Regions from separate parts of the Mus musculus genome. Here regions 2 and 3 are each linked to region 1. A link is a loop called in an ENCODE intact Hi-C map of the cell type or tissue named here. Cell type or tissue: left cerebral cortex. All regions are shown on one strand.

Region 1 (8,000 bases):
AACTCACTCTGTAGACCAGGCTGGCCTTGAACTCAGAGATCCACCAGCCTCTGCCTCCCAAGTGCTGGGATTAAAGGTGTGTGCCGCCACCACCTGGTTTGACCTCTGTTTTCTTATCTGGTTGGTCTACTCATTGATTTAGCAAGTAGAAATTTAAGGCTTTCTACCAGGTGCGTGGCTTTGAGGATGCTGAAGTAAATTAAGTCTAACATTCTCTGTAGTTTGGTTGTAAAGGTTGGCTAGACTAATAAGGAATATGTTTTGCTTAGGACAGGCAAGGCAATGAAGGGGTTAACTGCTGGACTTGGGGAGAAATGGAGTGACTTACCTTCTTTACCTCTGTCTTAGAGGCTTCTTTTGAACTTTCTTCTTTTTTAGATTTATTTATTCTTGTTATTTTATGTGTATGAGTGCTTTGCTTGAACGTATGTATGTGCACCATGTGGGTGTCTGTGAAGTTAGAAGAGGACCTCAGATCCCCTCTGGCTGGAGTTACAGGATGGTTGTGAACTGTCATGTGAGTGCTGGGGATTGATTGTGGGTTCTTTGTAAGAACAAGTGCTGTTAACTGTTAACTGCTGAGCCAGCTCTCCGAGAGGCATAACTCCAGCCCTGACAGAGAGGTTTGTGTCACTGAACTCTTTGTTCAGAGGAGAGCTAGGGTGCCGGTGACCCTAGTTAAAACTCAGCCAACAGACTGTAGACATCTAGAGGAGAGCCTCTGAAGTCCACTCATCCATGCTGGGGCCTTGATACTGAGCCTGGAAAAGAAGGGACAAGGATGGGGGCCTACCTAGCTGCTCCTTTAGACTTCTCACTTCCTCCTCCAGCTGTTTGCTTCGGGTCCCCAGCTCCTCCTTTAGGGCCTGCCGCTGGCGGCTCATCTCTGAGGTAGGAGCAGTAGGCAGCAGGGATAGAGGAGGCATAAGGGAAGGAAATAACGTTACACGTAGGGGAACGTCTCGGCGGAGACACAGAACTAAGAAACTTGGGAGACCTTGAAAATGAGGGAGATAGGAAAGAAGACTCTCTCCCCCATATCTGTTTAGGGGGGACTCTGGCCTTTCCTCCCACTTACTCCCAAAGGTGAAAAAGGTAAGGGCTGTCACTGCATTTTGTTCATGCCAACACCAAGCATGGAACATTAGACACCCTAGGATGTGGTGATCCGTGTTCATACCAGGGATCTATCTTTGGGTCTCTGGACCCTGCCTATGCAGGGAAGGTGAGACTAGGTATGGCAGTTGGAATCACTCTTCATTTCCCTTCCTCCAATTCCCTGACCTCCTCCAGGCCCGTCTCCTGTCCACCTGATCAAACATACCTGCATATATGGCCTTCCCTTCACTTTGGGTTCTTTCCAGTTCAGCTTCTAGCCCTTGTAACCTCTGCTTCAGCCTGTCTTCAGAAGCCTTGGCTCGGCGAGCCTCTTCCCTCTGTAGAGCTGTGAGTATCGCAGAGCCATGCTCAGGCCTGACCGTGGATCTCATAGAATCAATCACCATAGCCTTGAACTCTGCTTCTCTTTGGGAACTTGGCAGTGTCAACCTCTTATGCAGTGTCTCTCCCTGGACCCTCTTGAAACCCACAGAGTTTTCATTCCTACAGAGTCAATAGTCTCTCCGTGTTCTGGCTACTAAAAAACAATGGCTTCCCGAGCTGCAGATTAGCTTCACGGTAGACTACTTACCTATCCTGAATGGGGTTGTGATTGCGTTCTCAGAGTCAGGGGGAAGAACAACTTCTTCATCAATCTTCATTGTCTAGCCCTTCCTCACAATCCTTGCCAACAGAGAATTAGCCCTGGACATAGTCCACACTTCCAGTTCCCCAAGAACCCAGAGATGCCACGTATGCCAAGGCTGCACGGATAGTTCTATGTCAACTTGACACAAGCTAGAATTATCAGAGAGGAGGGAGCCACAACTGAGAAAATGCCTCAGGCTGGAGAGATGGCTCAGCGGTTAAGAGCACTGACTGCTCTTCCAGAGGTTCTGAGTTCAAATCCCAGCAACCACATGGTGACTCACAATCTTCTGTAATGGGATACCCTCTTCTGGAGTGTCTGAAGACAGGGACAGTACACTCATGTACATAAAATAAATAAATCTTTTTTTAAAAAAGATTAGAAGCCGGGCATGGTGGCGCACGCCTTTGATCCCAGCACTTGGGAGGCAGAGGCAGGCGGATTTCTGAGTTCGAGGCCAGCCTGGTCTACAAAGTGAGTTCCAGGACAGCCAGGGCTATACAGAGAAACCCTGTCTCAAAAAACAAACAAACAAACAAGAGAGAGGGAGGGAGGGAGGGAGGGAGGGAGGGAGGGAGGGAGGGAAGGAAGGAAGGAAGGAAGGAAGGAAGGAAGGAAGGAAGGAAGGAAGGAAGGAAGAAAGAAAATGCCTCTATAAGATCTGGCTATAGTTAAGCCTATAGGGCATTTTCTTAATCAGTGAATGATGGGGAGGGCCCAGCCCATTGTGGGTGGTGCTACCCCTTTGCTGGTGGTCCTGGGTTCTATAAAAAAGCAGGCTGAGCAAGCCATGGAGAGCAAGCCAATTAGCAGCACCCCTCCATGACTTCCGTATCAGCTCCTGTCTCCAGGCTCCTAGCTCCTCTCCTGACTTCTTTCAATAATAAACAGTGCTTTGGGTGCGCAAGCCAGATAAACCATCTCCTCCCCACGTTGCTTTGGTTGTGGTGTTTCTTCACAGCAGTGATAACCCTGACTAGGACCTGTCATTGCTGCTGTCTCCTGAGGCTCCACACTCCTTACCCAAGCGGTCCTGAAGCAGCTCCTTCTCGAGCAGCACCAGCCTGTGCTTGGCCTCAGCCTCCACACCTGTCGTGGCAAACCACGGAGTCTTAGGCTACGCTGATCTCGCCCCTGCCCTGTCTTCCTCCCGCACTTTTTGCAGGATGGGGGAAGATCACTGATACCCAATGCCAAAATCTGACAAATTCATAGCCAAGCCTTCACTGCCTTGTACTTGGTGTGTGCTCAAAAGAAGGGTGAAACAGATGACAGAGGCAAAGGACTAGAGGGGGCTCCAGGGGGAGAGAGGCAGTCTCCGGTCCCCAGCCTGGCCGAATCTGAACTCAGGGCTCTGAAGAGGAGGGCAAGAGAGCCTCACTTTAGCCAACTGTGGTGTCAATGCCTAACTAATGCCAGGCATTGTGAGCACCAGGCTGTCCCAGCACTAGGAGGACTAGGAGGATACGTTTGAGGCTTGCCTGGGTTTCTTAGTGACCCTGTGTCAAAAGAACAAAAGACAAAACCAAAACAAACGCCCTCTGTCTTGTTGCCCAGGGAGCTGGATTCCCTCTAAGGACCTTGGTGTGGACATGGACATGCAGGGGCACTGGCCTTCACCCATGGTGACTCACCAGGACTTGAATTCTTTTTCTTCTTCCGTGCCTCAGCTTTTCTCCCCCTTCCTTTGGTTTTAGGTGGCATCCCGCTGTCCTGACGAAGGGAAGACCTATGTAGGTCAGCATACAGACAGGCTTTCCTGACTCTTACACTGAGTTGGTTGGGGGTTTCTGGAGCATCAGAGTGCCAGTCTCCCAGTGCATCTTACACTTCTATAGAAGCTTCATTTCTTGGTCTCTGGGACCCTTAGGGAGGGCTGGGATCACTGAGGGAGAACAATCCTATGTGCAGCAGTCAGCTTCTTAGAGAAACTTCTGGACATCCCTTCTCTCTCCCCAACTTGTGTACTCTCCTCCTTCCTACCTACCTGCAAGACTTTCTGTTGCTTGTGTGGTGTCTCCCTGGGAAATGACATGTCATGGGGACAGTAAAGAGAGACCCAAGTAGATTGAGTCTAGGGAGGAGCCTGGGTCCTGGGAGCCAATCCAAGGTGTAAAACTTCCTCAAGAGGTGGGACCAAGAACTGGGATGTTGGGTTTCTGGATACTGCACGTTGTCCAGGCAACTGGAAAACTCAGGCAGGTGGGTGAGCTAAATCAGCTCATACAAAGGAAAGCTTCTCTTTTTACCTCCATATCCTAGCCCTAAAGAAGAGGCTTAGGAGCCGAATAGCTATTATTCATGTCTACACAGGCACTACCTGTGGTCTGGAGACTCTCCAGGCTAGGAATCTACAAACTTGCAGTCTGGGAGAGCAGTGTTTTGCAAGACATAGGGAAAGCAGGGATAGCGGCCATCACAGCTACTTTATATCTGGAGGTTTCGTGTGAACACAGTGACATTATTTACTTTAAAACAGAAGGTTTGGGGGCTGGAGAGATGGCTCAGTGGTTGAGAGCACTTGGCTGCTCTCCCAGAGGTCCCGAGTTCAATTTCCAGCAACAGCATGGTGGTTCACATCCATCTGTAATGGTATCGGATGCCCTCTTCTGGTGTGTCTGAAGACCACCAGATACATAAAATAAATAAATAAATGTTTTGTTTGTTTTTTGTTTTTTGTTTTTGTTTTTGTTTTTTTTTAAACAACAACCTGAAGGTTTGCCTCAAAAAGGCTACTGTGGTGTGTGAGGGAAACATGTTCTGACACAGGTAGTTGAAAGGATGCTGACCCACAAAGAGGAACACAAATTAGACAAGAGTCTGGAGTTCAGCTACTTAATTTTGCTCAGCTTGTATTTCTTGGTGTATAAGTTTTGTAGCTCCTGAAATCCCCAGACGTCAGTGCAGTGTTTACAGGACTCCTTTTTCCCTCTCCAGTCAATCTTGCCTTCTCCCACTATTTCTTTATGAGGTTTAATCTGCAGGCAGGGGTTTAGCAGCCCCCAGGCTCCCTGCAGCATAAAGTTGCTTAGGGCTCCCTCTAGTGGACTTGCTTGACCGCCTGCACCTCCTAAAGTTTGCAGTTGGTAATTTCTTGGGCAATATTGGGGGAGATCCCCTTTACGGGGTGTTTTTTAGTATCTTATGTATAATTAAAATTTGATTGTTGGCAGAAAGCATGACGGGAAGCCCTCCCTCCATCTGGGAGAGATCCGTCTGGACCTGTGCCATCTCTGGGCACCATAATGTCACCATACATAGAATTTAAACAAGCCTTCCTCCCTGTGGATTATGGAACCTACAGATCCTTTTTAGGCATGTCTGTCCATTCTAGTCCCTGAAAATGTTGGTCAGTTGCATATTATTAGAAGCAAATCTGCCGAAACAGACACAAGATGTGGGACTATGAAATCACTTCCAGAGCAAGCGGAAGGTCAATACCTGTTTTATTTAACTCCGTAGCACTTTAGATACTGTAAGAGAGAGTTTTAATTTTTATTTTTGATTATGTTCTTTATGTGTGGGTTTGTGAGCACAGTGCCGGGGGGCGGGGGAGGCTACAAGAGAGCTTTGGAGTCCCTTGGAGTCGGAGTTACGGGTAGTTGTGAGCAGCCCACCAGTGTGGTGCTGGAAACCAAATTCGAGTCCTCTTCATGAGCAGGACTCACTTTTAACTGCCGAGCCATGTCTCCAGCCCCGGCTCTGGACACTTTATAGAGCAAAGAGTCCTACTTGTCGTTGTGATGCTTACAGCCCCTGTAACGTAGGGCTGGTGACCCCGTACACAGGTCTCAGATATGGAGAAATCTCATTTTTCATCACGTTTTCATTTATTCTTCCTTTAGAATCTCCGGTCCTTTCCCAGGAGCTTCTCAGGGACTTCTTTCCCTGAATCTCTGTCACTCACGTTTGTGCTTGGAAGGACACATTGGGGATGACAGAACACAACCTAGACCTCATGTTTTAGGAGATCGTGTATTTTACAAATGAGTTCAGTCAACTGACTCTCAGGTGCAGGATCAGGATGTGGTTTGAGGTCAAGGTGAAGTGGAGAAAAAAAAAGGTGCCATGTGTCACGTGATGAACTGGTCCCAACGGAACCCAGAAAGGGGTTGGCGTTGTGCTCAGCAATTCAGCCCCTCTTTAGAAAACAAACCAAATAAAAACTGTGAGAAAAAGGCCAACCTTCCCTTCTCTTTTTATTGACTTCAGTTTAGAAGCGACGATAGGAAAGATCGTTTCTGATCTCACTGTCTCTGTTAATTTTTTTTTTTTTTTTTTTTGGGCTGGGGAAGCTGGAGAAATGGGTCAGTAGTTAAGGGTACACGCTGCTCTTGGAGAAGACCCATTCAAGTGCACACACACATTCAGATTGTTAAAATTAAATCTTAAAAACTTGTATTACATTTAGTGTGTGGTCAGAGGACAGCCCATGGGGACTTGGTTCTATCCTTCTCCCATGTGGATCTGTGGGATTGAACCCAGGTCGTTGAGTCTGGCAGCACATACCTTTACCGACTAAGCCATCTTGTTGGCTCCCTGTCCTCCTTTGAATAAGATCTATCCAGGATGGCTTCTGTTTGCTTGTCTTTTGAGAAAGGGACTTACGTGTAGCTCTGACTGACCTGGAACTCCTAGATTGGGGCCTCTACCTCTGTTTTTTCAGGGCTGGAATTAAAGCTGTGCACCACAGCCTGATCTGGACAAGAGTATTGAGGAGATATATAAGAGGGACAATCATTCACTTTTATTCAAATAGGACATTGGTTATTTATATATTAAAAGAAATGTGACCTGATCAAAAACACAGTGGCCTTGGCCTACACCACCGGCTCTCCCCCTTCCTAATGCCGTGACGCTTTCCGACAGTTCCTTGAGAACCCCAACCAAAAATTATTTCTATTGTTGCTTTATAGCTGTAATTTTGCTATTGTTATGAATTATAATGTAAATATCTGTGTTCTCCAATGGTCTTAGGTGGCCCCTGAGGATCCCTTAGGGGACCACAGGTTGAGATCCACTGGCCTCCAGGAACTGTGAGCTAAGCAGGGTGACATAGCTACTTGGGAGGCTCTTCGAGGAGGATGCTTTGAACCAGATATTTAATGTCAGCATGGGAATCACATTGAGACCTGTCACCAAAAGAGAAAAGGGAGGAGGGGGAGAAAAGAAAAAGGAAAACAACCGTTGCTTAGGACGATGAATAATAAATATTTTTCTGGTTGTAGGTGTCTCTGACTTATCATTAACTCACACGGGAGGAAGTCTGGCTCAGTGTGGCCCATGTGTGTTGCTTTTTAACTTTTACAAGATTGGTGTGGGTTCAGCAAAGTGTGAGGCACCAAGCCCTGGCCCTGGCCTGAGGCGTTTCCTGTCAGGGTCCAGTCTTCTAGAAGAAAATAGGAGGGCAGCAAAGGCTGCTGCAATCCAGGGCCAGGGGGCTACCATCAGGAAGTGGAGCCTGCCTATTGCTGATGCCTGGAAGGGTCAAGAAGGGACTTCTAAGCTTGAAAGGTTTGCTGGATGGGAGGAATTGGTCTGGTAAGGTTAGTAGAATCAGGTGGTGTGTGTGTGTGTGTGTGTGTGTGTGTGTGTGTGTGTGTGTGTGTGTGTGGTGTATGTGCGTCTTTCTTGGCAGGAAAAACAGCTTTGCAAAGGCCTAGAGGTATGTGGCTCTCAGATTTCTGGAATTAGAAAACTGTACTCATCTTCTCTGGGCTGGATTTTGAGCTATTAAAAAATATATATAAAACGTAGGGTGGTTTTCAGTTCCTCTCTTTGTTTCCCTCTGGGGAAAAGAGCTGCTGGGCCCTTGGCCACTTCTCTGATGGACAGACGGGAGGTTAGAGGTATGGAGAGGTCAGGGTATGGGGACTGCTCTCTGCAGATATGGATGGCTCCGCTGACCCCTGCCTGGGGGATGGGACAGGCTTTCAGAGATTGGGTTGCTGTCTTTTGTTCTTTGAGATGGCAGCTGTGCTTCTCCCAGGAAATTGACACAGGAGTCAGTGTCAAAGTATCCTGAAGGGTGCTCAGGTTTCTGGCAAATCCTCTACCTTTCTCATGCTTAGGAGAGAGATGGCAGCCTCCAGATGACCAGCAGCGAGGGTTCTGGGTTAGAAATGACACTGGGATTAGATGCAAGTCTTCGTGATGCTATGTATATAGTAAATTCTGATGAGCACTTAACAGCTATGTTTACAGTTTAAATCAGAGTTTTGCTGGGGTTTCAAATTGTCTCCTCCTAATGACT
Region 2 (8,000 bases), 260 kb after region 1:
CACACTGCCCAGGAGATGGCTGTCTAGGATGCAAGTCAGATTCCCACTCTGGGGCCAGGGTGGAGTGTGGGTGTGCTGGTGGAGAGTGGGGTGGGGAGCAGTCTGAAGCAGGTTACAATCTGCTCTCCCGAGCCTCCTTATGGCCACTTCCCTTTGGCTTTAGTGACTGGGCTGGGATCAGTGCCTGCCACCCACTTACTGGGGATGAGGACTGGGGTTCCTCTCCAGCTAAGAGTCCCCTGACAGGGTCTAGCTCTAGCTCCTGGCCTTTCATCCTGGGACAGCGGCCACCTTTCTCTACTTCTCCTGACCCTGGGCTACTGCTTTACTGTGAGGTCTCTAAAGGTTAAGTTCCTCAGATAGCATCCCATCAGCCCCTATAAGGAATGTACACGGGCAAGGAACAGGCTCCTCCTGTAGCTGCCTCTCCAAAAGCTATCACAGACCTGCACCTGAAGGGCTTCTCCTTGCCCACCTGTGGCTTCTGTCCAGGTAGAGCTGAGGACCTCGTCCTGCCTATTGGAAACATTTGTGTCGCCTTCTCCACAAATCATGGTAGAGGCTGGAGTCCTGAAACTAGGCTCTCCCAGCTGTCCTGGGCATGCGACAGGAAGAGGCGTGACTAGAGACATGTGTGTTCTAGTATGTGGGTGTGAGCTTTCCTGTACCCTCAAGCAGTGGCTGTCTCCTGGGTTGGCTCAGTTCTCTGGAGCTAACGACATGGAACCCGGATACTGCCATACTCCACCTTGGTGATGATGGACTGAAACTGATCCCATAAGCCAGCCCCAATTAAGTGTTGTCTGTGCAAGAGTTGCCTTGGTCATGGCATCTGTTCACAGCAGTGAAACACTAAGACACTTCCCCTGTGGACACTCTAGAGGGCTTGTGTTTGAATACTTGAGTGGGGATAGAGGTAGGAAGGCTGAGCCCTATCTCTTAGGGACAGCAGGGGAATCTGCCACGTATGGTGGGGCAGACAGCCTTTATACTCAGCCATCCTTCATCTGCCACTGGACAGTTGTGCCCTCACCTGGATATGCAGTCCTACTAAGAGGTCCTGTCGCACTTCTGCAGTGACTCCCAGCTCTAGTCTTCTGCCTTAGCTCAGGTCCCCGAGTGCTACATATAACATACTTTTCCAGATCTCCTTGGCCTGGTACTCAAGACCCCTACTCAGACACGAGGGTTGCCCATGGCCAACTTTCCCTTCTGATACTTTCAGTCATACCCACTGACCTCTTCCAGTCTAGAAGACCTTGGGTCTTCTCTTGTTTTGCACCCCAGAGAGTGTACAACCTGGCACCTGTCCCATCCCTCCTCCCCTCGCCACTTCACCCCTCCTCTGCTCTACAAGTCACTCTTGCCTATGAGCATGAACTCCATGTTGCTACAACCCTATCCCCTTTTTAGTCCTCCCTGTCCCCTCTCTAGTCCTCCCTGTCCCCTCTCTAGTCCTCCCTGTTCCCTTTCTAGTTCTCCCTGTACCTTCTCTAGTCCTCCCTTCCCCCTCTCTAGTCCTCCCTTTGTCCTCTCTCTAGTCCTCCCTTTTTCCCCTCTCTAGTTTTTCCTATCACCTCTCTAGTCCTCCCTCCTATAGCTCTCATTTGGGCATGCATAGCAGTTTCCTCCTCAGAGCACACCCTTTCCTGTGTACACTCTCTGCTATCCTTGTGGCCTCCCTGGTGGCCTTGGGGCCACAGCTTTGTGTGGCTAGGAAACAAATGCTTTGAACACATTGAGCAAAGTTTTGCTGCTTCCCTGGGGCTGAGCAAGGGCAATAGTGGTACCTGCTTGGAGTCCTTAACAGACTGGATTGTGTTCTTCCCACCAATGCATTCGTTCTACCAACCCCAGGTAGACCAGCCAATACTTGGCTGTGCTTGGAGGTGGCCCTTTGAAAGGGACATCAATGCAAACTGAGGACAGATGGACAGGCCCTAATCCAATATGACTGATGTCTAACCCCAAGTTCATCTTGGGATCCTGACATGAAACTGAAGTTTAAATAGAAGGAGTGACGTGGTTCTGCCCAGCAGGGACTCTTCATTGTCTCAGCTCGGGAAGACATCTCTGAGAGACAGGATCTTCCTCTGGCTTGCTCCAGGGCCCCAGTCTTTACCTCCTTCCAGCACAAGCTTCTGGGTTGTAATTCTAATTTACTGTGGGACCGTTGTTTCGTTAGTAAGATGGGCAAGGGAGGGGCAAGAGCGTCCCTCTAGAAAGGATCTTCAGTCATGCCACTCTGGCTGCAGTGTCCCCAGGACAGCTTGGAGTTGCACGGGGGGTGGGGTGGGGTGGGTGGGGGGGAGGGATGAGGGCACTGCGGTCCTTTGAGGTGAGGGTACTGGGAGGCGTAGACTTCAGGGCAGGGGTGGAAGGCTGGAGTCAGGGAGGCAGAGGGGACAGGATGATGTATCTGGTTGAGGGCTATTGGGTCATGCCATCCATGGCCACACACTGCACATATATTAGTGACAAGATCAAAATTGTCTTGGGTGCCTAGAACTTTGGGTGCCTGAAGACACTGAACTCAGCAGAGGGTAGGGACTGTAGTAGTCAGGGTTCTCTAGAGGAAGAGAAGGACTCTCTCTCTCTTTACATACATACATATATATATATTATATAATATATTATCTATATTACATGATATATAATATGTAACATATTATATATAATGTTATCTATACATCTAATATACATATATATAGATATATTAGATATACATATATGTGTATATATGTATATTCCATATACATATATATGGAATTACATGGAATTTATTAGTTTATATGGAATTTATTAGCATGCCTTGAGGCTGTGGTCCAGCTTGTCCAACAATGGCTGCCTACCAACAGATATCCAAGAACTCTAACACCAGTGAAGGAGAACACTTGCCTGTGAGCGTTTGAACAGGCAGGCAAAGAGCAAAAGCGTCCCTTTTCCATGCCTTTTGTATAGGCTGCCAATGGAAGGTGTGGCCCAGATTTTAGGGTGGGTTTTCTGACCTCAAATGATCTGGACTTAGGGTGGGCCTTCCGACCTCAAATGATCTAATGATTCAATCAAGAAAAAATCCCTCACAGATGTACCCAGCCACTTGGGCTTTAGTTAATTCCAGATGTAATCAAGTTGACAACCAAGAATAGCCACCACAGGGATCTACCTCAGTAGTAGGGCAGCGACCTAGATGTGCAGGACCCTGGTTATATCCCTAAGACTCCGGGAACAGAACCAGGAGAGGGCAGTGGATGGATTGGCTAAAGGGCAGGAGGAAGTTCAAGGCCATTTGGGAATTAAGGCTAAGCTGTAACCATGGCTATGGCTCAGGGGGAAGAGAAGAGTCATGGGAGGGAATCTGTCCAAGTTTTTCCATCTGCAAAATGGGTAATGGCTATAGACGCTTGTCTTAGAGATGACAAAGTGTATTTAACAATATTGCTGTGTCACTGATGTAACAAGGGCAGTTCCACAGGGCTTGTCCCCCTGCTTTACATTGGCTTATTAACAGCTCTTTCAAAGATGTGACCACATTACTAATTGCATCCTGAAGCCACATGGTTCTGTGAACGCAGCCCTGGGTGGCATTGTTTTTAGCCCTGTAGACTGCTGCTGAACATGGGGTCAGACTTGTGTGGGGCATGCTTTGAACCCAAGGATTCATCAAGAAGAAACCAAAGCCTGCTCTAGGCTCAGTGCATGTCTCAGACCCCAGACCTGCGTGTTGTTCCCCCCTTTCAAGCAAACGCAGGGGCCATGCCTGGTATGCCCAGCTTCAGACGGTAATAATGAGCTAGGCTAGGGACAGGTAATGTGGAGTCCAAGAACTAGATTGAGGACATCCTGGGGCAAGGAAAGGACACTCTCCAGCTTAGAGTGTGGAGGTTCTTGGTCCTTAGCCTCCTACAGACTTGCCAAAACCAGGGAGTCTGATTTGACCATTCTGAACCACCAGGCTTGTGAGCTTTCTTGGAGCAATGGTGCCCTCTTGTGGTCTTCTTTGCAATTGCAGACAGTGAATGTGACAGCTCAGTGCTGCGGGAGAGTCTACCCCACCATTTCCAGGGTGACAGTCCAGTCTGTTTTTTATACTTGGATGTCCTGGTGCTGTCTTTGGTTGCCTTGGTATGTCCTTGTTCCTCGTTTGTGTCATCTTTGTCCCTGGCATGTCTGTCTCCTACTGGTGTGGGCTGTCTGTCAAATATCTCTTCCCATCAGCCTCTGTCCCGCTGCCAAATTCTTTCCTGCTGTCTCTGGCTCTCCCTACCCTGCTCTCTGGTGTCTGTGTCCCTAAGCTGGGGTCATGTCTGTTCCCCTCCAGTTGGAACTGGTTTTTGAGAATGCAGGCTTAGCTGCTCTCTCCAGAATGAGTCAGGAGCTCCTGGAGGGACGAGGGCTCAATTCCCAGCTCTTGCTGACCTCAGAGAGGGTGCACAAGGGCAGAGGAACTGGCTCAGCCGGGGACTGGGACAAGAGATTTTCCAAATCATGTTTATGGGGTGGGTGGAGACATCAGGAGTCATGGGAGAGGAATGAGCAAACTAGATGTGGCCTGCCTGGCACTGTGCCTGTCCCCCTCCTCCTCTGGGGAGGGCCCAGCATGTGCTACCCACTGCGAGGGGTTGAGCACGGCTGCTTGAGTTGAGCTCCCTATCTACTTAATTGTCATCTGGGTCTGCTGTGCCTCAGGGCCTTTGCACAAACCCCTTTCTGACAGTTTCTATCTGATGCTTTACCTTTGAAATCATCTCTTCTGTGAAGCCTTTCCTGATTTACAGTATCTGAGATGAGCAGTGCTGTACACCTGGCTAATAGCTCTTCTTCCCTACTGTGTGTCAAATGCTGTATTATCAAAGTCTGTCCCTTCTTGGCCCTCAATAAATACTTCTAAGAGGATGTCCTAGAGTCTCTCCTAGTCCTACCAGAGGTTACCCCTTCCTGACTCCTCCTTTCCCTCTCTGCATATATATATGTGTGTGTGTATGTACATTTTTGTATATATGTACATATATGTATATCTAAATATATGTATATTTGCACATATACACATATACATATATGTATTGTATATATTTGCACATATATGTATATATGTACATGAACATGCATTAATGCATATGTACACAGGGTGGATGATGCTTTTACAGCTGTGGCATCTGGTCCACGAGCTGCTCATTTGCATCATGTAATAAGGCTTATGTCTAAGTTCATTACAACTGTATTAGGAGGGAAAATTCAGTTCTTCAGTCCCAATAGACACACTTCAGATGCTCAGCATCCATGTGGGCTAGAGATGGTGGGGCCCAGGGGACAGCACAGACACAGAACACTGGTGTCACCCCAGGAAGTTCCATTAGTCAGCACTGTCAAAGAACAAGCTTTGGAAAACATCCTACTCCTGGATTCTTTCCCACTGTGACGAGAAGGAGGAGGAGGAGGAGGAGGAGGAAGAAAAAGAGGAGGAGGAGATCTCCATGTGTCCAGCTCAGGATCTGAGGGATGGGGCATCTGATAACATGCATTGTTGGATGGCTCGATGTATGGTATGTACATGTAGATATGGGTGGATATACATATATATGGTTATATGTATGTATATATGTGTATATAAATGTACAGATGTATGTATATATGTACCCATGTATGAATACTCGTTCCTGATTTCCTGTATTCCTGAAACTCCTATCCATAGATGCCCCAGGTTGGAGCAGCAAGCAGTGTTGCTTCCTAGCTAGTTAGTTTTGTCATTTGTACACAAATTAGAGTCACCCGGGAAGAGGGTAGCTCACCTGAAGAACTGCCTCCATTGGATTGTCCTGCGGGGTGTCTGTTAGGCATTTTCTTAATTTCTAATGGTTACAGGAGGGCCTAGTCCACTGTGAGTGGTCCTTCCCTAGGCTGCTGCTAGGCATGGGCTGTATAGGCCATCACCCCTCTAGATGCTGGCCATCATCCCTCTAGATGCTTGCCATCTGAGGCAGTCTGGAGATGAGAGCAGTGAGTTGGCCCTGCTCCTTGCCAGCTACAGCACTTGGGAGAGTGGCCCTGCCTCTCCACTGGGCTGACTCTGGAGGCAGGGTGTGGGTGAGCTAGCCCGGAGAGCATGAGAGTGGGAGAGCTGAGTCTGCTTCCTACCAATGGCCATGTGGCCCAGCCAGAGCAGTGCTGGGGAACCCTCCCTGGTGGGTGGTGCAGATAAGGGAGAGCTGGTATGCTAACCAGCTTAACTCCCACCCAGGCCCAGATCCAAAATCTACATCATCTGTGAACTGCTGGGGCATGTGGAAGGGCCAGTCCTGCTGATCCAAGGGTGCAGCATCTCCATGACACTGGGCAACAACAGGACGACTGGGAGGAGTCACGGTGAGGGTCTAGTACTGATGGTGTTTCAGAAGCCTCGAACCAGACCAATGACTCATTGCGAGGAGCATTTGCAAGTGAAGATGTGTGGACAGAAGAGTATACTATGGGACACACTGACACACTACAGCTTCCAGGATAAGATGTTTTCTATGCTTTTTTTGGTTAATTTTTTGCTTGTCTGTTTGTGTGGTTTTTATTTGGGGGGGGGTAGGTTTTGAGGGCAGAGGGTGGATGCAAGGGGGAGATGAGTGGGACTGGGGTAGATGATGTGAAAAAGAATCAATAAGCCGGGCGTGGTGGCGCACGCCTTTAATCCCAGCACTTGGGAGGCAGAGGCAGGCGGACTTCTGAGTTCGAGGCCAGCCTGGTCTACAGAGTGAGTTCCAGGACAGCCAGGCTACACAGAGAAACCCTGTCTCGAAAAACAAAAACAAACAAACAAACAAACAAAGAATCAATAAAAAGTTAAAAAAAAAATACAAAGTGAGTTCCAGGACAGCCAGGGCTATAGAGAAACCCTGTCTCAAAAAACCAAAAAAAAAAAAAAAAAAAAAAAAAAAAAAAGTTAAAAAAATAATACACTGGTAAAAGCTATAGAGGAAGATTAAAAAAGAAAGGAAGGAAGAAAGAAAGAGAAAGAAAGAGTGAAAGAGAAAAAGAAGGAAAGGCAGCCCAGCAAGCCAGGGGAGAGAGCCAACAGGCATCCTTGCTCCAGGACTTTACGCAGTTCTGTCTCGGTTTCCCTCTGTAGCTTGCTTTCGGTTAGTGCTTTTTGCAGCAGCAGAGAAGCAAGCTGAACAGCCAGCAAGCTGGCAGGCGAGTGAGTGCCCTTTGCTCTCTACAGGCACTCCTGCTTCTGCAAATGAGCAGAGGGCTGTTCATGGCCTTTGTTTGAAATGTTTGACTTAGGGTGGCGGTCAGGGCACGTGGGGGATGTAAGTGCTTACCGGTCCCTGCTGTTAATGACAGCAGGGCAGCACAGGAGACTCCAAGCTGAGCAGTATCACAGGATGGAGGTAGCCAAGGTGGCTGGCATCAAGGAGCTTTCTCTACAGACCTGAACCCGAGAGGCACTGAGATGCCTGGAGAAGGATGGGGTAGCCTCGAGGCCAGAATCCAGTCCAGGTCAGGGAAGAAAGGAGCTGAGGCAGGCCTAGGGGAATCCCTAGCCCTAGCAAAGCCTTCCTAGCAAGTGGGTCTGGACATCCTGGGCCTGATGCAGAGGAGGTGGGAGCTGAGCAGTGCTCTGTCCATCCCCAGGGGCTGCTCTGCACTCAGTCCTGGTCAACCTTATTCTGCTATGGCTGGCATGGAGGGAAGAGTAACGCCGATGAGGGGAAATCTGCCTGAGTTCACCACATATATTTACTCAGAAGCATGTTTATACAGATGCGCATACCTACACTCCATCACAAACACACCCCTACACACACACACACACACACACACACACACACACACACACACAGGAAAATGTGTACGCATACTCTCACATGCATCCACAGACATATACAGGTGCAAACATACATATCTCCCTCCTAGAACTTTAATGGGTCCTTGGCTAACCTATGTTATTGTTGAAAAGTGGCCTCAAGGAGACTGGATTTGGTCGGGGCCTGTGCTTCAGGTGAGCCACA
Region 3 (8,000 bases), 94 kb before region 1:
CACCACTCAACAAAAACAAAAGTTTTTTAAAAGTTAGCTAGAGGGGGGAAAAGAGACTGTGGGGCAGAGGGTGCACTGGGTAGGTCTTGACTTCTCCTTAGCAACGCTCCACAGCGGGGAAACCTCAACACCCGCCTCCGGAAGCTGGATGAGCTGCAGGAATTCAGTGCCATCGTCCTGGCTGTGGCTGGCCTACAGCGCATGGGCTGGCAGAACCGGGTGGGCCAGGTAGGAGCTGCCCTGTTCTGCTTCCCATTGAATCTGCCTCTCTCCTGCCTTGATTTCTTCCTGACCATTCTGCCAACAACACTACAACCAGAAGCCCAGGCTAGGGATATTGGGACTCATTGCTGGACTTCCTACCTGTGCCTTCCCCAGGCTTCCTAGATTGGCAAACCCTAGCTCACTGCCTTTGAACATCCCCTATCCCACCATCTTGTCTCTCTCCACAGATTTTGCACCCAGAAGAATGCATGTATGCTGTGGGTCAGGTAGGTTTGCCTGGAGAGAACCTGGTTCATAACCTTTGGCACCTGCTATCCATCAAATAAGATGTTTAGAGAGGGACAGGTTTGGTTGTTATGCATAAGACCCAGGGAAGCAGGTAGAGGTGTGTTTCTCATGCTTAGCTCTATTACTAGAGAAGATCAGGCCTGTTGTTCTTTAGGGAGCCCTAGCCGTGGAAGTCCGAGCCAAGGACCAGGATATCTTGGACCTAGTGAGTGTGTTGCACGATCCTGAAACTCTGCTTCGCTGCATTGCTGAAAGGGCTTTTCTGAGGCACCTGGTAAGATGGGCTCCTCCCATGGTGTTGTGGGGAAACCAGGAAGGGCAGTAGGGAGAGAGATTTGTCAAGTACTCAGTATGTAATGTTTTGTATGTATGGAGAGGACCTTGATCTGGCCCCTTGAGGTCTGTGGTCAAAAGTGGTGTTAAAGGCCCTTAGAGCTCAAAGGAACATATCATTGCAGGAAGGAGGCTGCAGCGTGCCCGTAGCAGTGCATACAGTGATGAAAGATGGGCAAGTAAGCCAGGGAAATGGATGAGGGGAGGGACTGTCATTTCCATGTGCACCGAAACATCTAAGTAACTTTCTTTAAATATCCTGGTACAAACATTTTATTTCCTAGCTGTACCTGACTGGTGGAGTCTGGAGTCTAGATGGCTCAGATAGCATGCAAGAGACTATGCAGGCCACCATCCAGGTCCCTGTTCAGGTATTGACTGGGAGATGAGGAAGGAATAAATAGAACTGCTTGTAATCTTCCTCTTACCAAAATTGTAACCTGTCATCCAGCAAGAAGATGGTCCAGAAGATGACCCACAACTGGTTGGAATCACTGCCCGTAACATTCCAAGAGGAGCCCAGCTAGCTGCTGAGAACCTGGGCATCAGCCTGGCCAGCTTGCTGCTCAACAAAGGAGCCAAGAACATCCTGGATGTTGCACGGCAGCTTAATGATGTGCGCTAACTGGTCTGTAGGGCACAGGAACCCTGGCTGCCACTCCACTGCCTACTTCTGGCTTCCAAGTGCCCTGTGCTCCATCCCTAGGGATGTGATTATCCCAGGAAATTGAACCACGGGGTTGTTGAGACTTCCACTTTGGAAGATATGCCTCACCTTGGGGCCTCCATATCTGCCTTTCCCTCAGTAGTTGGGGGCTTCATCTCTTTAGAGAAAGTCCATGCCAATCTTTGAATGTAACCAATACCACTAATAAACCAGTTTAGAATGTGGTTCTTCTGATAGAGTTGGGGAAGATATGAATAAACCCAAAGCCCTTTTAAACTTGAATTGAGTCTGAGACCTTTCTGTTGTAAAACACGCTGTGATTTGCCTCATGTTCTCAAAAAAAAAAAAAAAAAAAAAAAAAAAAAAAAATCAGCCTTCAATTCCTACAGCCTGTCTTCAGTCAACGGGATCTTCGTGGATTACATAGCCTTTCCCACTCCCACGGCCTGCAGAAAGGGAAGTCCCATTCTCTCCCAAGATGTGCCAGGCACATGGCTCTACCACGGAGCTATATGTCCAGCCCTGGGACTACAGCATTCAACATTAAACCACTTTTTTAAAAAAACAAAACCAAACGATCCTTTAATAAAATTAGCCCATTAAATCTCCCCACTTAAGGTTCTAAACTTGTAATAGCTGCAAAAGTTCCAGTTCAGAAGCCAGAGGCTCAGTCCAGACAGGGATTCACCGGCTTGTGCTGGTATCTAGGTGTTTGGGTTGTAGTTGAGTCGCTGGGGAAGAGGGGATGGATGGCTAGGCCCGGCTGCCAGTCGCCTGCGGCAGGTATAGAACTCTTGTCCACAGGCCGGTAAGCGTCTCTCTGACCCTTGCCGGGAGGTATTCCTAGAGAAACTGGGTTCACATTACAACCATTTTTGGCCCCGCCACACCACACTGGCCTACGAATGGCGACAGGGTCAACTGGTATGAGGCCAGCAACGGTGACACCGAAGGAAACAATGTGATCCATTTCTCCTCCTCTAAGCCCGGCAATCAAGTCACTTTTCAAAGGTCCAGGCGAGGGCTAAGCACCAAGCTGAAGCAAAGACGCCGGGGCTGTAGCTGCGGAGGGACTAACCTTCAAGCCCACCGCGGCCGGACGTCTGAGCGAGGGGCCGAGACTCCGGGAAGGCGCCGCAGCCTCTCCGCACGGAGCCGTCGTCCACAACCGAGAACGGCGAAGCGATGTCACGAGCTCCGGGATGGGCAGGTGCCGCGGCGCCCGCGTCCTCCGTGGCAGAACCGGAGGCCGTGCGGGGTAAGGGGAAGAGTGGCGCGAGGGCGGGGAGGGGAGAGGAGGGAAAGAGAAAGGATGGGGACGCGGCAAGCCGCCGCAGCCCGAAGTGGCTCAGCTCTTTCTGTGAGGGAGGTGGTGGCCCTTAAAAGGGCCTTTGTGGAGGTGTGGGGAGGGCTGGGCGGCCTCGGCGCGGGCCCCCTCAGTACTCCTGAGAGGCCTGCGAGGCCTTCTTGCCGACCGCCGGCGCCTTGGGCCCCACGGTGGCGCTGCTCTTCTTGGGCAGCAGCACGGCCTGGATGTTGGGCAGGACGCCGCCCTGCGCGATGGTCACGCCGCCCAGCAGCTTGTTGAGCTCCTCGTCGTTGCGGATGGCCAGCTGCAGGTGGCGCGGGATGATGCGCGTCTTCTTGTTGTCGCGGGCCGCGTTGCCCGCCAGCTCCAGGATCTCGGCAGTGAGGTACTCGAGCACCGCTGCCAGGTACACCGGCGCGCCTGCGCCCACGCGCTCGGCGTAGTGGCCTTTCCGCAGCAGCCGGTGTACGCGGCCTACAGGGAACTGAAGGCCGGCGCGTGAAGAGCGCGACTTGGCCTTGGCGCGGGCCTTGCCGCCGGTCTTGCCGCGTCCGGACATAGTGTACGAGGTAGAAGAGCTGCGAACAACGCTGAGAGACCACGAACTACCAACCGCCGCAGTCAACGGTCGCCTGGCCGGCCAAGCCCGGCCTTATAAACTCCCTGGACACGCCCCCGCTTCCTCCTGATTGGTTCCTTTTTTAATACCCACCTCTGGTTGGTTGCAATTAACCCTTCGGTGACGCGCCTTAGCTGAGAGAACGCGCCCAGTGATTGGTCCAATTTGAAAACCTTTTACCCGGGGAAGAAGACAAGGCGGAGTGGCCGCAAGCCGGAGGCTGCTCACCCCTGGAAATGGCCAATCCGTGTAGAGCGCGCGAAATTTAAACGCTACGGCGCGACAACAAAACCTGAAGACTAGAAGGGTGGAGCTTGGAGCTACCTCTACAGTTTCTGGGAAATTTGAGTCGGTCTTTGGTCTTAAAGGAAAAGGGTCTACACTATAAGCAGCGTTCTCCTTCCAGGTTAGAGCACTTCCCACTCCCTCCTCTAATCTGGTAGACGGAGGGTTTATTTGTTCATTATTATTTTTAGGTTTGTTTGTTTGTTTTTCGAGACAGGGTTTCTCTGTGTAGCCCTGGCTGTCCTGGAACTCACTCTGTAGACCAGGCTGGCCTTGAATTCAGAGATCCGCCTGCCTCTGCCTCCCAAGCCTGAGGATTAAAGGCGTGCGCCACCACCATCTGGCTTTTGTTTGTTTGAGACAGGGTTTCTCTGAGTAGCCCTGCCTGTCCTGGAACTCAGAGATCAGCCTGCCTCTGCCTCCCTAGTGCAGATTAAAGGGAGGGAGGGTTTAAAAGAAACGAAATGAAACCTCCTAGGAGTTTAATCCTATGCCAGAAAATGGAGCACTGTGATCTTTTATGCTATCACAAGTTTGTGCTGCGATATTTATTCAACATGTTCTGTCTGGTCTTAGTTTGTGACAGGCCTTTTTTGCAAGAAAGGGTCTGATGGAACAGAGATCGGTATCCTATTGGGAAAGGTACCCGGTCTAACCCTTCCAATCTATCCTAAAATGCCTATATAAAAAATAAATATACCAGACTTGGCATATAGTTCAGTGGTAGAGCAGTTAAGTATAAGGAAGCCCCGGTGTTCACTCCTGAAGCACCACGAAGGTTAAAAAGGACAGAGGGAGGGGATGCTACACTAGAGGAACAAGTAAAAGGCAGTCCTTTATTGTCACCGTTCTGAGCACATGGCCCTGCCTCTACGCTTCCCAATCACAACACTTCATTTGATAGTCAAATGTGAGGTCACCTTGGAGTATGTAGCCCTAACTCTAGCCCTAGCCCAGGTTCTCTCTCAAGGCTCAGGTGAATTCCTTTAGAGTTAGCGCTCTGAAAGCTGAGCTACGAATATTTGCATAATAGAGGCTACAAGCCCACCTGGTGAGGCTGCAGATGGGACAGAAAGGGAGGGCAAGGCAAGATGAAAGCCCTAGGCAAAGTCCAACTAGCGGACTTCAAGTCCAGCAAGGTGTCCATCCAGGATATCAGTAGTCACAGATGGCAGAAGCTGAGAACAAAAGTGTCAGCGAGGCCTGGACCAGAGGGTCATCTCGGACCAGACAGAGGCTGGTCCTGGCTGAGGTCCAATGGAGACTGTGAGGTAAAGGGCAGCTGTCAGGGAGCTCAGACATCATAGAAGAGTCGGACGAGTTGGTAACGAATGGAGAAGGTGGCGGCGCTGCTTAGGACCTGGGAGAAGTGGACTGGAATTAGAAGCAAGGCCAACCAGAGATGTAAACGCCATGGCATTACTAAGCCCCACCCTGAGCTGTACCTGCAGGAGCAGCAGGAGCAGGGTGAGGTTTCTCTCATGTATAGGCCCAAAGACTTTAAGTAGCAAGTTGATGAGGGTCATGTTGTTACACTCAGTGAAGGCACCGTCCTCACTCTCACCTTGGTGAACTGTCACTAACCGGAGGTTCTCTGCTACCTGCAGGGACCAGAGGTGAAGATGACTTCAGTTATGCAGATCTACTTCACGAATAGGGATCTTCTTGATGTTCCCAAACTCCCCTTGGGCCTGAAAAGGCCTAGGTTTCTCTTTTCCCAAGTTAAGGATGGCGGCCTCGGGCCTTACCTCCTGTTACCTTGTTACCTTTAAAATAAAGGTGCCCAGGAAAGAGAGGTTCTTGGTCTTGAACTTGGAATAGCTCATTTCCAGTTTGCCTGTCTTTGCGTTGAGTCTGCAATGGGAAGATAATTTCATTTGACTGAATCAGAGACCTCTGCACCCTGGTTACTAAGAAGAGTACTGAGGCCGGGCGTGATGGCGCACACCTTTGATCCCAGCACTCAGGAGGCAGAGGCAGGCGGATTTCTGAGTTCAAGGCCAGCCTGGTCTACAAAGTGAGTTCCAGGACAGCCAGGGCTATAAGGAGAAACCCTGTCTTGAAAAACCAAAAAAAAAAAAAAAAAAAAAAAAAAAAGAGTACTGAGTACTTATGTACTGGAGTTGGTTTCTGGCTCCGTGATCAGGGCTGTTGTAAGCATTACATACTATGTAAGTAAACGAGCTTCGTAAATTACAATGGGCTACCCACATACAGTCGGCTCATCTTTCCCCTCATGTTTTTTTTACATAGGAAATGCAAGTTGGCTTTAGCTATCCCAAGTCAGAAACTATTATGACCCTTGAAAGCCCCAGAGTGGTTACCTGGGCATCCGGTGTCGAGGGCAGGGGATGATATGGAAGAGCTGAGGCAGTGAGTAGAGGAAATTGAATACTTGTGGCATAAAGAAGAGCAGCATGGTCTTGCTGAAGTGTCCCAAGATCCCCACCACGGCAAAAGTCATGCCCGCAAAGTAACAGAAGGTGTCTCCCACAAACACGCGGGACGGGTACCTGTGTGGGAGAGAGGATTTCAGCCAATGGCAAGAGTTGTTACTGACTCTTTCTTTCAGTCACTCGCTCTGAGTAACAGGCCAGCCTTGACCCTGAGTTCTAAAAGAAAGGCTGTTCCAGAAACTCTATAGGCCCCACGGCCCCCAACTCATCTACTCCTAGGGGCTACACAGCATTTGTTCCCAACTCCTGCAGGATAGGCAGGGATTCCACACCAGCACCAGGCTGCTCTGTAGCTCACCGGGCAAGCAGTCACCTAGCGAGTACAAGGTCATGGATTTGATCCCCAGCACGAGGGTGTGCAGATGGTGGGGTGAAGGGTGGGATCTAATAGCACATGCCTGTATTTCTAGGCCAGCCTGACAACACCGTAAGTTCAAGGCCAGCCTGGGCAACTTACTAAAACCCTATTCTCAAAAAAAAAAAAAAAAAAAAGTCTGGGGATACAGCTAAAATCTAAAGTGCTTGCTTAGCATTAAGACCTCAGATTTAATACCCTGTTCATAAACACAAACACACACACACACCAGACGAGTGCTTGTGCTCACACAAGAGTGGCAAACTACTACCAATGGCAGAGCCAGAGAATATCCAACAAAAGTATGAGCAATTTTAGTCTCTTCATTAGAAGCTGGGTTATGTCAAGCCCATCTCTGCCACATACATCAATCATTTCCTCTCTCATCCATAGGCCTACATACCAGTTGTGGTAAAGCAGTCCCAAGGTGGTAAAGAAAAATGGTATCATGAAGTAAAGGGAAAAGATATGATCATCTCGATAATCACCTTTGGAGCAAAGCAAACAGAAGGGAGTCAGTACCGGCATCCCGCTGTGTACCTTGGTCTCATTTGTATCTAATTTATGTTCCCAGCCATTAGGAACACAGCACCCAAGTCACTTTCAAGACCAACTCTACCCCACCCTGCCACTGCTGCTCCCTGACTTCCTATGTAGCCAAGTCTGGCGGGCACCTCCCATGTGCTGGGATGACAGGTGTTTGCCACCGTGCCCAGCTCTAACTTCCCCTTTCACATCACCCAGGCCATTCCCGATACTCTCATTACTTTCATTGACCTATAAAAAAAAAAAAAAAGCTAACAACAGACTAGAAAGATGGCTCAATGATTAACAGCACTAGCTGCTCTTTCAGAGGTCCTAAATTCAATTATTCAATTCTCAGCACCCACATGGTAGCTCACAACCATCTATAATTGTAGTCTCATCGAATCTGGTGACCTCTTCTGGTGTACAGATAAATGTACATGTAGATAAAACATCCACATGCATAAAATCTTTTAAAAAACAAAACATAAAAAAACAACCAAAAGGCTAGTGACTCCTAATATTCAGAAGACACAGGAATATCTCCTGGTGTAAGACCAGCCTGGGCTACATTGTGAGTCCCAGGATAGCCAGAGGTATGGAGAGGAAGAGAGAGAGACACAGAGAGAGACAGAGAAAACAACAGAAAACCTAGTGACTATCTTAAATGTGGTTTAAAAATTCCAGCTGGGATTTGATTGAATACCAGTTTTATTTCCTAGCTGTGTGAAATGACACATTGAATTTTGGTAAGCTTCCATTTATCTGTCAAAAACTGGGTACTGCCAGTTATACAGAGTCATTTAATTTAAATGAGATAATGCTTTAAATATGCTTAGCTTTAGCTGGGAGACAAGGGGAGGCACACATCCCTTTACTCTCAGAACTTGGAGCTCTGTGAGTTCCAGGGCAACGTGGTACATCCCTGTCTCAAAACA

What was found. Peaks named below come from ENCODE experiments on the same cell type or tissue, not always from the same donor. Only the 100,000 strongest peaks of a DNase experiment are listed, where the experiment ranks them.
Region 2: a loop joins it to region 1, with 3 times the contacts of the local background. A loop is called at or near these places in 13 of 42 quality-filtered maps.
Region 3: it touches region 1 in a loop (2.0-fold over the local background); 6 of 42 quality-filtered maps call a loop at or near these places.

Annotation. Positions count from the first base shown.
Region 1 is chr9:44,236,458-44,244,457 of GRCm38, reverse strand. It overlaps Ccdc153 (coiled-coil domain containing 153), which reads right to left and starts at 3,781. Exons shown (of 7, transcript NM_001081369.2): 1 at 3,735-3,781; 2 at 3,382-3,460; 3 at 2,771-2,836; 4 at 1,325-1,444; 5 at 794-886. The coding sequence starts at 3,451. In left cerebral cortex, a CTCF peak has its summit at 4,798 (motif pointing left); a DNase peak (open chromatin) is centred at 4,797.
Region 2 is chr9:43,980,809-43,988,808 of GRCm38, reverse strand. No RefSeq gene overlaps it. Among named protein-coding and RNA genes, the nearest start is that of Gm30373, 11 kb to the right of the region's middle. In left cerebral cortex, a CTCF peak has its summit at 3,991 (motif pointing left); DNase peaks (open chromatin) are centred at 3,989, 5,407 and 6,134.
Region 3 is chr9:44,330,143-44,338,142 of GRCm38, reverse strand. It overlaps Dpagt1 (dolichyl-phosphate (UDP-N-acetylglucosamine) acetylglucosaminephosphotransferase 1 (GlcNAc-1-P transferase)), which reads right to left. Exons shown (of 9, transcript NM_007875.3): 5 at 6,941-7,025; 6 at 6,051-6,239; 7 at 5,493-5,580; 8 at 5,172-5,327; 9 at 4,248-5,086. The coding sequence ends at 5,021. It overlaps H2ax (H2A.X variant histone), which reads right to left and starts at 3,428. Exons shown (of 1, transcript NM_010436.2): 1 at 2,066-3,428. The coding sequence starts at 3,381. The coding sequence ends at 2,950. It overlaps Hmbs (hydroxymethylbilane synthase), which reads left to right. Exons shown (of 14, transcript NM_001110251.1): 9 at 115-228; 10 at 453-491; 11 at 668-787; 12 at 972-1,025; 13 at 1,131-1,217; 14 at 1,298-1,795. The coding sequence ends at 1,471. In left cerebral cortex, CTCF peaks have their summits at 3,045 and 3,731; DNase peaks (open chromatin) are centred at 2,377, 3,105 and 3,560; H3K4me3 peaks cover 2,131 bases; H3K27ac peaks cover 1,392 bases.